Regions from separate parts of the Homo sapiens genome. Here region 2 is linked to region 1. A link is an interaction called in ENCODE POLR2A ChIA-PET data of the cell type or tissue named here. Cell type or tissue: PC-3. All regions are shown on one strand. Links, peaks and the distances in the headings refer to the core of each region. The heading gives the core; the rest is flanking DNA.

The links. Peaks named below come from ENCODE experiments on the same cell type or tissue, not always from the same donor. Only the 100,000 strongest peaks of a DNase experiment are listed, where the experiment ranks them.
Region 2: POLR2A ChIA-PET joins it to region 1 with 9 read pairs; 2 of 35 experiments call an interaction of 5 or more read pairs at or near these places.

The regions. Positions count from the first base shown.
Region 1 is chr4:184,860,199-184,865,583 of GRCh38, reverse strand. No RefSeq gene overlaps it. Among named protein-coding and RNA genes, the nearest start is that of MIR3945HG, 7.2 kb to the right of the region's middle. In PC-3, for the core only: no CTCF peak of the experiment used is centred there; no DNase peak of the experiment used is centred there.
Region 2 is chr4:185,381,339-185,386,723 of GRCh38, reverse strand. All of the region lies in intron 1 of LRP2BP (LRP2 binding protein), which reads left to right. Among named protein-coding and RNA genes, the nearest start is that of LRP2BP, 12 kb to the left of the region's middle. In PC-3, for the core only: no CTCF peak of the experiment used is centred there; a DNase peak (open chromatin) is centred at 3,063; H3K4me3 peaks cover 239 bases.

The DNA.
Region 1 (5,385 bases), core at 321-5,320:
GGCGTGAGCTACATACCTGATCTCTAAATTTTTATTTTTATTTCAAATCATTGATTAACCACTTCATTGGAATGCTTTTGTAAGTGGATTTTTTAAATGAAAAAGAATCCAATACAAGGAAAATAAAAATTATATCAGGAATTTATTCCAAAAACATCGTTCAGGATGAATTAGGTCTCTATAAACTCATCCTGTTCCCATACACATTTTATATTTCCATCCATTCAATAAAAAAGATGGTATAAAGTGGTGATCCTAAGGAACTGATTATAAATCTCAAAGCACTCAAAACTGTTGAAATATGTGATATTCAAATGTAATTATTGAGTCAGGAAATAACAGATTACCTTATATACAAAACTGATTTTTCAACAAGAATTTATATTTAAGGGAGTTTTCTGCTTAAGGACCTTACTTTCATTAATTTCTGTTTTATGACTACTTCATCTTCCATTATTTTTGTTGATGATAATGTTTCTTCTAAGATTTCTTTCTTTGTTAAAAAAAACACTGCTGTACTTTTGTTTTGATGGTATTCCCTTACTCTTATTTTGGCTTTTTCCCCCTCTCACAGCAACCATACAGTTACCCAAATTTGCATATTTTAGGTTTTCACTGTTCTCACATCTTTCTATGGAATGATCAGTTTTTGAAGGACAATCTTTTGGTCCCCTAATAATTGACCAATTGCATCTTATTTTCTTGTTTTATTGCCTCAGTAACTGCAGTGCATATAATTTCCTTTTTCTCCTCTAAGTTTCTCACTAATACCTTAACAGTTTGGGTTTATATAACAAATGTCCTTACACTTCCCAGGTAAATGTATAAAAGTAAGGACATTGTTATAGAGGGGTGTGTGTGTGTGTGTAATCAAGGATAAACGAAATATTGTGAGACTATACCCATGTTTCACTTCTGTTCATTTTATGCTCTTTATATAAAACACAAACATGTTAAGTTCATGTACACATGATTTCTAATATTTTCTTTTGTAGGTTGCCTTTTTCTTTACTCTGATTCTTTTCATTTATACCTAATCATCTTCCTTCCTGGGGGTTCAATTTCTAGCAAGTGAAAGGAGGGCAGGAGATGGTCAGAGAAAGAGAGAGATTTTGTTTTCTGAGTCCTGCTTCTGAGGCCTGAAGTTCCACAACATTATTACACGACTACAACAAGAGCTATGGGAGTTATGAGACAGGAGCTGTGGAAAAAAACCTACACATATATGTTTTAATTATGTATGTATTGTATATATTATGTAATATCCCAGCATCTGTCTCAAAAAGTTAGAAAAATATCAAGTTAAACTCAAAGATAGTAAAAGAGAGAAAGTATGAAAAAGGAGAACTAAATGGAATAGAAAACAAATCAAATATATATATATATATAAACCTTCTCTCTTTTCCTCGATCCATCCCACCAGGGACTTATGACTTTGCTCATCTTTTCAAGGAACTAGCTGTCACGCCTGGCCCATGGGTTTTTTTTGTTGTTGTCATTCTTGCAAAACTACAACAGTAATGTCTGAAAAGGTGAATACATTGTGACCAAAGTGGCCTATTTCAAGAGTAAGAATGGTTAAATATTTGAAAACGTAAAATTCATCTCATTGACAGAGAAAAGGAGAAAACATAACACTGCCTTCTAGATAAATGCTGAAAAGGAATTTGATGAAATTCAATATACATTCATAATCATATCTTTTAGCAAATATAGATAGAACTGCTTGAATCTGATAAAATGCACCAACAAAAAACTTACATAAACATTTTGATTAAATGTTAAAAACTTTCCCTCTGAAATTGAGAATAGAGAAGAGTGTCCTGGCCAATCTGATGAGCAAGAGAAAGCAAGCATAAGAATGTGAACACAAGGACCAAACCTGTTCCTATTTACAGGCAACTTAGTGATGTACACAGAGAAATCAAGCAGAAGAATGTGAACCCAAGGACCAAACCTGTGCCTATTTACAGGCAACTTAGTGATGTACACAGAAAATCCACTGGGCATGGTGGCTCATGTCTATAATCCCAGCACTTTGGGAGGCTGAGGCAGGAGGATCTCTTGAGCTTAGGAGTTCAAGACCAGCCTGGGCAACACAGGGAGACCCCTATCTTTACAGAAAATTAGGAAAAAAAAAAACAAAAAAACAGGCTTGGTGGCATGCCTGTAGTTCAGCTACTCGAGAGGCTGAGGCAGGAGGATCACTTGAGGTTGTAGTGAGCCATGATCATGCTACTGTACTCCAGCCTGGGTGACAGAAGGAGACCCTGTCTGAAAAAAAAAAAGAAGAAGAAGAAGAAAAAAAATCCCAAAGAATCTACAGATGAACTACTAAATTTAAGTTTACCAAGGTTGCTGGATATACAGATGCAAAAACCAAGTCTATATTTTTATCCCAACAACAAGCAAAAATATAAAAAATCAATTATACCTTTTATAATAGCATTAAACTTATCATCAACAATGTAAAAATAAACCTAAATAAAGACATGTAAGACATCTTCAGTAAAACTGTAAAAATATTATTAAGAGAAATTTTAAAACATAATAAGTGAAAAGTTATATCATGTTTATGGGTTAGTAGCTTCTATATTGTAATATAGAATATGTCAGTCTCCATGAATTAATCTATAGAGTCAAAAGAAGTTCCAGGTTGGGCACAGCGGCTCACACTTGTAATCCCAGCACTTTGGGAGGCCAAGGCCGGCAGATCACTTGAGGTCAGGAGTTCGAGACCAGCCTGGCCAACATGGTGAAACCCTGTCTTTACTAAAAATACAAAAATTAGCTGAGCGTGTTGGTGGACGCCTGTAATCCCAGCTACTCTGGAGGCTGAAGCAAGAGAATCACTTGAACCCGGGAGGTGGAGGTTGCAGTGAGCCAAGATCACGCCACTGCACTCCAGCCTGGGCGACAGTGCAAGACTCCGTCTCAAAAGAAACAGAAACAAAAACAAAAGAAGTTTCAGGTTTATTTTTTGTGGCAGTTGACCAGGTGACTGTAAAGTTTATGGGAAAATTAAAAGGACCACAAACAGAAGGAGTTATCCCAGAGGAAGGTCAAGTAACCAATCTAAAGCACATTAAATCAACAGAACACCACTTTCCATCAATCAAATTAGCAAAGACATCATAAATGATAACACTCCATGCTGGCGAGAGTGTAATAAACTGATTTTTTTATGCACACCTGGAAGAGTGCACACAGGTACAACCTATCTGGAAAGCCATTTGACAAGCCAATTGGAAAGAAAACATGGAGATGTTTAGAATTTCATATCCTCCATCACGGTGTTTCACCTTCTAGGAATCTATCCTTTGAAAATAATATTGATCACACACTTGGCTAAAGTTTTATGTCTGAGGGTGCTGCAGCCTTATTTGCCGTGGCAAAAGTATGAAATCACCTAAATGTTCACACACACACACACACACACACACCAAAATGATTAGATTACCATGTCCACCTATAGTGAGACTGGCAGTCAATCAGAGGAAATGTTTCCTGAAGGCAATTTAATAAAATGAAGAAATGCTAGTAATTATAAAGTGAAAGAAGGAGATGCAAACTGGATACACTGGAAACAGCCCAAACGCTTACCAGCAGCAGATGGATGAGAAACAACACGTAGCATTGACATACATGCAATGGCATATTCTTTAGCCTTTATTTTTTATTTTATTTTTTTGAGATAGAGTGTCGCTCTTGTCGCCCAGGTTGGAGTGCAGTGGTGCAATCTTGGCTCACTGCAACCTCTGCTTCCTGGGTTCAAGAGATTCTCCCTGACTCAGCCTCCCAAGTAGCTGGGACTACAGGCATGCGCCACCATGCCTGGCTAATTTTTGTATTATTAGCATAGATGGGGTTTCGCCACGTTGGCCAGACTGGTCTCGATCTCCTGACCTCAGATGATCCACCCACCTCAGATGATCCACGCACAAACATGCGTAGAATGTTTGTGGTCCTTTTAATTTTCCCATAAACTTTAGAGTCACCTGGTCAACTCCCAAAGTGCTGGGATTACAGGCATGAGCCACCACGTCCAGCCATTTTTTAGCCTTTAAAAGGAATTAAATGGCACTATATGTGACAACATGAGTAAACCTTGGGAACATTATCTAACTGAAATAGGCCAGACACAAAACGACAAATCCTCTATGATTCCACTTATAGGAGTTACCTAGAATAGGCGAATTATTAGAGACAGCAAGTAGAATAGAGGTTATCAGGGGCTGAGGGGAAGGACCAATGGAGAATTATTCTCTGGTGGGTACAGAGTTTCGGTTTCTTTTTCCAGAAAAAGTTCTGGAACTGGATGTGGTAATGGTTGAACCACATTGTGAAGAAACACTGCCACTGAATTTACACTTGAAAGTGGCTAAAATGGTAACTTTTATGTTAGTATATTTTACCACAATAGAAAATGCGTAGAAAAAAACCGTGTGAGTGATTTTTTTAAAAACACATGCTTTGAGATATAGGACAATGTGTAATGAGATATTAAGATGTAATCTCAGAGTATTCATTGATTCATTGATTCATTGAAAAAAGATAATTCTATTGAGCCCCTACTTGTGCCAGTTACTCTTCTGGTTCTGGGGACAGAGCTTGGTCAACAAGACAAACAGCCCCTTGCTCTAGTGGAGGGTGTAACGCACACTGGGGTTATAAGAAGATTCTTTCTTTTTTGCCCCTTTATATATTTTCCAAATCTTTCCAATGGGCATTGTATTTTTATGTATGGGGAAAATATAAATGGAAGAAGGGAGGCAATTATGAAATCAATGTTGGCCTGAGATGATTGTTAATTTTCCTCTTCCTCCTGGGCTTATGCCGTGAGCACACACCTCATCAATACAGAGAGGACCAGGTCCGATGATGATGAGGGAGGGATGCAGGAGGATCGGAACTTACGGAGCAAGAGAGTGGCGCCTGCTCAGTCCGCCATCCTGCTGTCTCCCGACTATGCTTTGGGCTTTCTGGCTTCCAGAGGCATCCGGACTCTAGTGATCTGTCAGTCCCCCTCACTCCACCCAGTGGGTGTTTACATCGGTGTTCAAAAGATCCAGAGCTTCTCTTTTTTTGGTGCTAGGATTTTTATTCTTTTAACAATAGTCCTGCAATAGCTCTTGGATAATTGTCTTGACCCCTCCTCTGCTTATACCAGGCCATAACCCTCCTAGAGATTCGAAAAGCTGTCTGAAAATATCAGGCAGAGGTTAATAAATGAAAGGGCTGGGCACCTTTCCTCCAAGAAATCGTTGCTAATTTGGGGCTCCTCTTGCAACATAGCAAAACCGAGAATTTCAGGGCTTTGCAATGCAAAAAGTCCCCAGTGGCCTCATTTCTACATTTCCTCTCCATACCCAACTAATTGACCCT
Region 2 (5,385 bases), core at 103-5,102, 520 kb before region 1:
CTGGAGGGTGTAGTCTCTTAAGGTCCAGGGGTCACGTTGGGGTGTACCTGTCTCCTATAGCCAAAAGTTTGGGCCAGGACTAGTGAGGATGCAGCTTGTGCAAAGACTAAAACACCATCAGGCAGCTTTTCCAAAGCACAGAAATGGCTGGAATCCACCTGCCCCATGCCCTTAAGAGCACTGAGGTAGGCTGGAGCCCAGCCTTTTCTCTTGTCCTCTCTGCCCACCACTTTCTGGGCCTCTGACTGATGCCTGGATTTTTAAAATTAGTATTTAAAATGTTAATAGTTTTTTGCATATAGGTCATAGACACTTATCTGAGGTTATTCCCACATAGTTTATATTTTTGTGTTATTACAAATGAGCATTCCTTGCCCAGTGTACTTTCTCACTGGCTATGAAAGATATGCTTTTCATTTTTGTTCATTTATTTCATACCCTGCCACTCTCCTGAGCTAATCATATCAGGCAGCCTTTAAGCTGATCCCTTTGGATTCCCAGAGATCCAATCATCATGTACAAGAAAGATAATTATGCTTCTTTTTAAAATATATCTTGCTTGTTTTGTGTTTTATTTTTTGTCCAGAACTTCTCAAATGTGACTGCATAATAATGGTGATACCACGACTCTTTGTTTTGTTTTTCATTTCAGTTAGACTACTGCATTTTCCTCTCTGAATGTAACTTCTCTCTGTCTTGCTCTAAATTGAAATCTGTATCTTCCCTGAGAAAGACACAACTTCCCCTGAAGATAAGGCTGCAGACACCTTGAGCTTGACAGTATAAGATGATGTTATTTCTTTATCTCCCCCCCCCCCTCCCCGAGACAGAGTCTTGCTCTGTCACCCAGGCTGGAGTGCAGTGGCACGATCTCAGCTCACTGCAACCTCCACCTTCCGGGTTTGAGCAATTCTCCTGCCTCAGCCTCCCGAGTAGCTGGGATTACAGGCGCCTACTACCGCACCCAGCTAATTTTTGTATTGTTAGTAGAGACGGAGTTTCACCTTTTTGGCCAGGCTGGTCCTGAACTCCTGACCTCCTGATCTGCCTGCCTTAGCCTCACAAAGTGCTGGGATTACAGGCATGAGCCACCGCGCCTGGCCTGGGATGATGTTACTATACATTCAGTTTGTCCAAGGACATGGGGAGGTGGGGTGACAAGCAACGTTAATGGGGCTGCAAATGAATATTTTATAAAAGATTTATCTGGTTTTTCTGTTCAGTGTGGCTCTCATACTCTAGGACAGAGGTCAATTTAAATTTTGGTTGTGACAGATTTTTTTCAATTCTCTTTGCGACCCTGATTTTGTCAATTCTTTTTATGATTTATGTCACACTTGGATAGTGATGAGCAATTATCACATACTTTAAGGAATTCTACTCATGTATTTTACTAGCTGACCTCCGGGGGTAAATCATCCCGGAGTGTATTTATAACTGTAACAGTATCGGCTCCAGAGAAGACCCGGCAGCTGTAACTGCCAACAAGGTTTCCCCATTGGGAACAGAACAAATAGACGTGTGGGCCCACACAAACGGCGGGAAGATTTTGAACGTATCAGTGTTTCTTAGCCTGTTTTATTTGATCACAGAATACATGGTAAATCAGAGAAAAATAAAATCAAAAGCTACTGGACTCTTTCATCCCGTGCTTGCCACAGCTTATCTGGTCATAAAACACATCCTGTCTTTCCCCACACTTTTCCTCTCTTCAGGGCCTGATGGTGTAAATCTGCCACACCCAAAAGGAAGGGGTGGGAAAAAAGCACTTTTGTTTTAAACACACAAACGGACCTAGCTGAAAGGGGCGGCGGGGGACGGGGGGCGGGGAGGGGGATGCAGGGCGGAGTGGGAAGAACAGAAAGCTACTGCCTGAATCAGTATTGTCTTTTGAGATCTCAGTAAGTTATTCTCTTCTAATTTTTCATCATATATGTGTAGATGGTGTTTCCAATTACTATATGAACACTATGGGGTTTTTAAAAAACTACTGTTAGGCAATAGTAATGAAAGGAAAAATAACAATAAACACGGGTTTGAGGGTTTGCCGGGGAGGCTTATTTATCTCTGTTTTCTTGGGCACTAGGAACATTATCTAGTATGAAAGGAACTTCAGTGTTGAACCTCAATTTTAAAAGAACTTTAAATACAGCTATTCATTATTTCATTTCAACATTGGATTAGGCCAACTATTAAGTGTCAAAAGAGCCAGTCAGAAGCATCAGCAAATGTAATTAATTTTAAAAACCCAGAAACTTTAAACACTTGGCCCATTGAAAGTTAAATGGAATGTCTAGGCTCCTATTTATATGACATAGTCTAGGGTGGTGTTTTAGTCTGTTCCTCCTTCTATAACAAAATTCCTTAGTTGGGTAATTTATAAACAATCGAAATTGATTTCTCATAGTTCTGGAGGTTGGGAAGTCCAAAATCAAGGCACTGGCAGATTCAGTGTCTGGTGAGAGCTTTCAGGACAGTGCCTTGTTGTGTCCTCACATGGCAGAAGGCAGAATGGCAAAAGAGTGAGCTCTCTGCATCTAACCCTTTCCTAAGGGCACAAATCCCATCCTTAAGAGCAGAACCCTCCCGTCACTCCCCAGGGCTCCACCTCTTAATACCATCACCTTAGGGGGTTAAGTTTCAACATGTGAACTTTGGAGGGACACACACTCTAAGCATAGCAGGTACTGTGTCAGGACTAGGACTCAGCATATAGTTGTACTCATGGGCAACAGTTATTACAGCAAAGGAATACACAACAAGATTAGCAACAACAACAAAGGCACAGGTGGAATCTGAAGAAATCCACGCCCAGGCTTATGTTCTCTCCCTTCCATGAGGAAAAACACGGCGCACCTGCCTGTCTCCAGTAGTGAAGAATGCAGGGACATGGGCACAGTGTTTGTCCCAAAGGAAGCCCGGAGGGATGTTTTTGTTGGGGGCAAGTCATGTAGGCATCCTCTGCCTAGCAGCTACCAAAATGACAGAATTCCACAAGGAAAGCAGATAGTCACCACAAATCACATTGTTTATGCAACAGTTTAAACACAGCAAAACCAGTCTTACCAGTTAGGGGATGGAAGTGCCAAGTTCCTGATGTCAGCCAAATGCCAGCCTTGCCAGTATGCCCTTGTAAAGATGGCAGCCTCGGGCCTGCCGTGGTAACTGTTTTCTGCACAGGCACACAACCCACAAACGACACTAACATACTTAAGACACATTTTGCAGCAGCAGTGTGTTTTTGGAGATGGGGTCTCACTCTGTCACCCAGGTTGGAGTGCAATGGCACAGTCATAGCTCATTGCAGCCTCAAACTCCAGGGCTCAAGGGATCTTCCCCCCTCAGCCTCCTGAGTAGCTAGGACTATAGGTGTGCACCACCACACCTGGCTAATTTTTTTATTTTTAATTTTTTTGGAAGGACAGGGCCTCACTACGTTGCCCTGTCTGGTCTTGAACTTGTGGCCTCAAGTGATCCTCCCACCTTGATCTCCCAAAGTTCTGGGATTACAGGAATGAACCACCACACCCAGCCTGAATACAGTTAGATGGTTCAGAGCACAAAGTTTAAATGCAAGGTTGCCTATAAAAGATTTAATATACATACTTCAAAACACAACTACTGAGGTGAAAGTATAACAAATGATGAGGGAAGAATGATCTTTTCAACAAACAGGTACTGGGCAAATGGATATCCACATGCAAAAGAACTGATTTGGACCTTTCCCTCATACACAGAATGAACTCAATGGATCAAAGACCTAAATGTAAGAGTAAATATAAAACTCTTAGAAGAAGGCACAGGGGTAAACTTTTGTGACCTTGGATTAGGCAATGGTTTCTTTTAGATGTGACACCTAAAGCACAGGCAAGAAAAGAAAAAATAGAAAAACTGGACTTCATTAAAAATAAAAGGTTTTGGGATCAAAAGAAACTGTTAAAGAAAAACATCCACACATTGGGAAAAAATTGCAAATTATACACTGGTATGAGACTAGTATGTAGGATATATAAAGAACTATTATAACCCAACTGGAAAATGGGCAAAAGCTTTGAATAGACATTTACAAATACAAATGCAAAATGGGTAAGAAGCACAGGAAAAGATGCTCAACATGATTTTTCATTAGAGAAATGCAAATCAAAACAACAATGAGATAGCGCTTCACATCCACTAGGATGGTGATAATAAAGATAGGCAACAACAGGTGTTGGTGAGGATGTAGAACCTTATACACTATTGGTAGGGATGTGAAATGGTACAACCACTTTGAAATACAGATTGGCAATTTCCCAAAATGTCAAACATAGAATTACCATATGACCCAGCAATTCCACTCCTAGGTACATACCCAAGAGAATTGAAAACATGTATCCTCACAAAAACTAGTACGCAGACGTTTGTTGCAGCACTATTCATAATAGGCCAAAGCTGGAAACAATCCAAGTGCTTATCAACTGATGAACAGATTTTTTAAAAATCCATATAATGAAATGTTAATCATCCATAAAAAGGAATGAAATATTGATACATGCAACAAAGTACATGAATGTTGTAAACATTATGCTAAGTGAAAGAAGCCAGACATAAAAGGCCACATATTCTATGATTCCATTTATATAGAATATCCAAAATAGGCAAATCCATAGAGACAGAAAGTAGATTAGTGTTTGCCAGGAACTGAAGGGAGGAGAATGGGGAGTGGCTGCCGATGCTACAGTGTTTCTTCTGGATGATGAAAAGGTTTTGGAATTCCATAGCGGTAATTATTGCACAACTTTGTAATTATATTAAAAACCTCTGAATTGTACACTTTAAAAGGGTGAATTTTATGGTATGTGAATTATATATCAATTTGTAAAAAGTGTAACAAATGGATTAACATAAATGTTAATTCAGGAAATCAGAAGTATAAAGATGCAGGATGAGCCATACAATAATTTCCTCACATTCTTCTGAGGAACAGACTGAAGCCCCCCAAAACAGCTGTAGTTTCCTGTCCCTCTTTGGAAATAGCCAGGACTCTTCAGCCTGAATTAGAGGCTGTCTCATACTTGTCATAGTCAGGACAACTAAAAACTTTTTACTAGGACTCCTGAAAAGTCAGCCTAATTGAATGGGTGATTTATATTCAGAACTCAAATGAACCAAGCAGTCTTCCCATAAATTACTCAAACTACCAGAAATCTAAATCAGCAATTAATTTAAAAAGGGATTTTGTGCCCAATCACTTGGAAACTATTTGGCAGTATCTACAAAAGCTGACTATGCATAGTCATTGACCCAGTAACTACTACTACTATGTTTATCCGCAACAAAAACATGTATAAATTTTCAGGAAAAAGCAGGCCCAAGAATGTTCCTAATCGTCCAAAACAGAAGCTA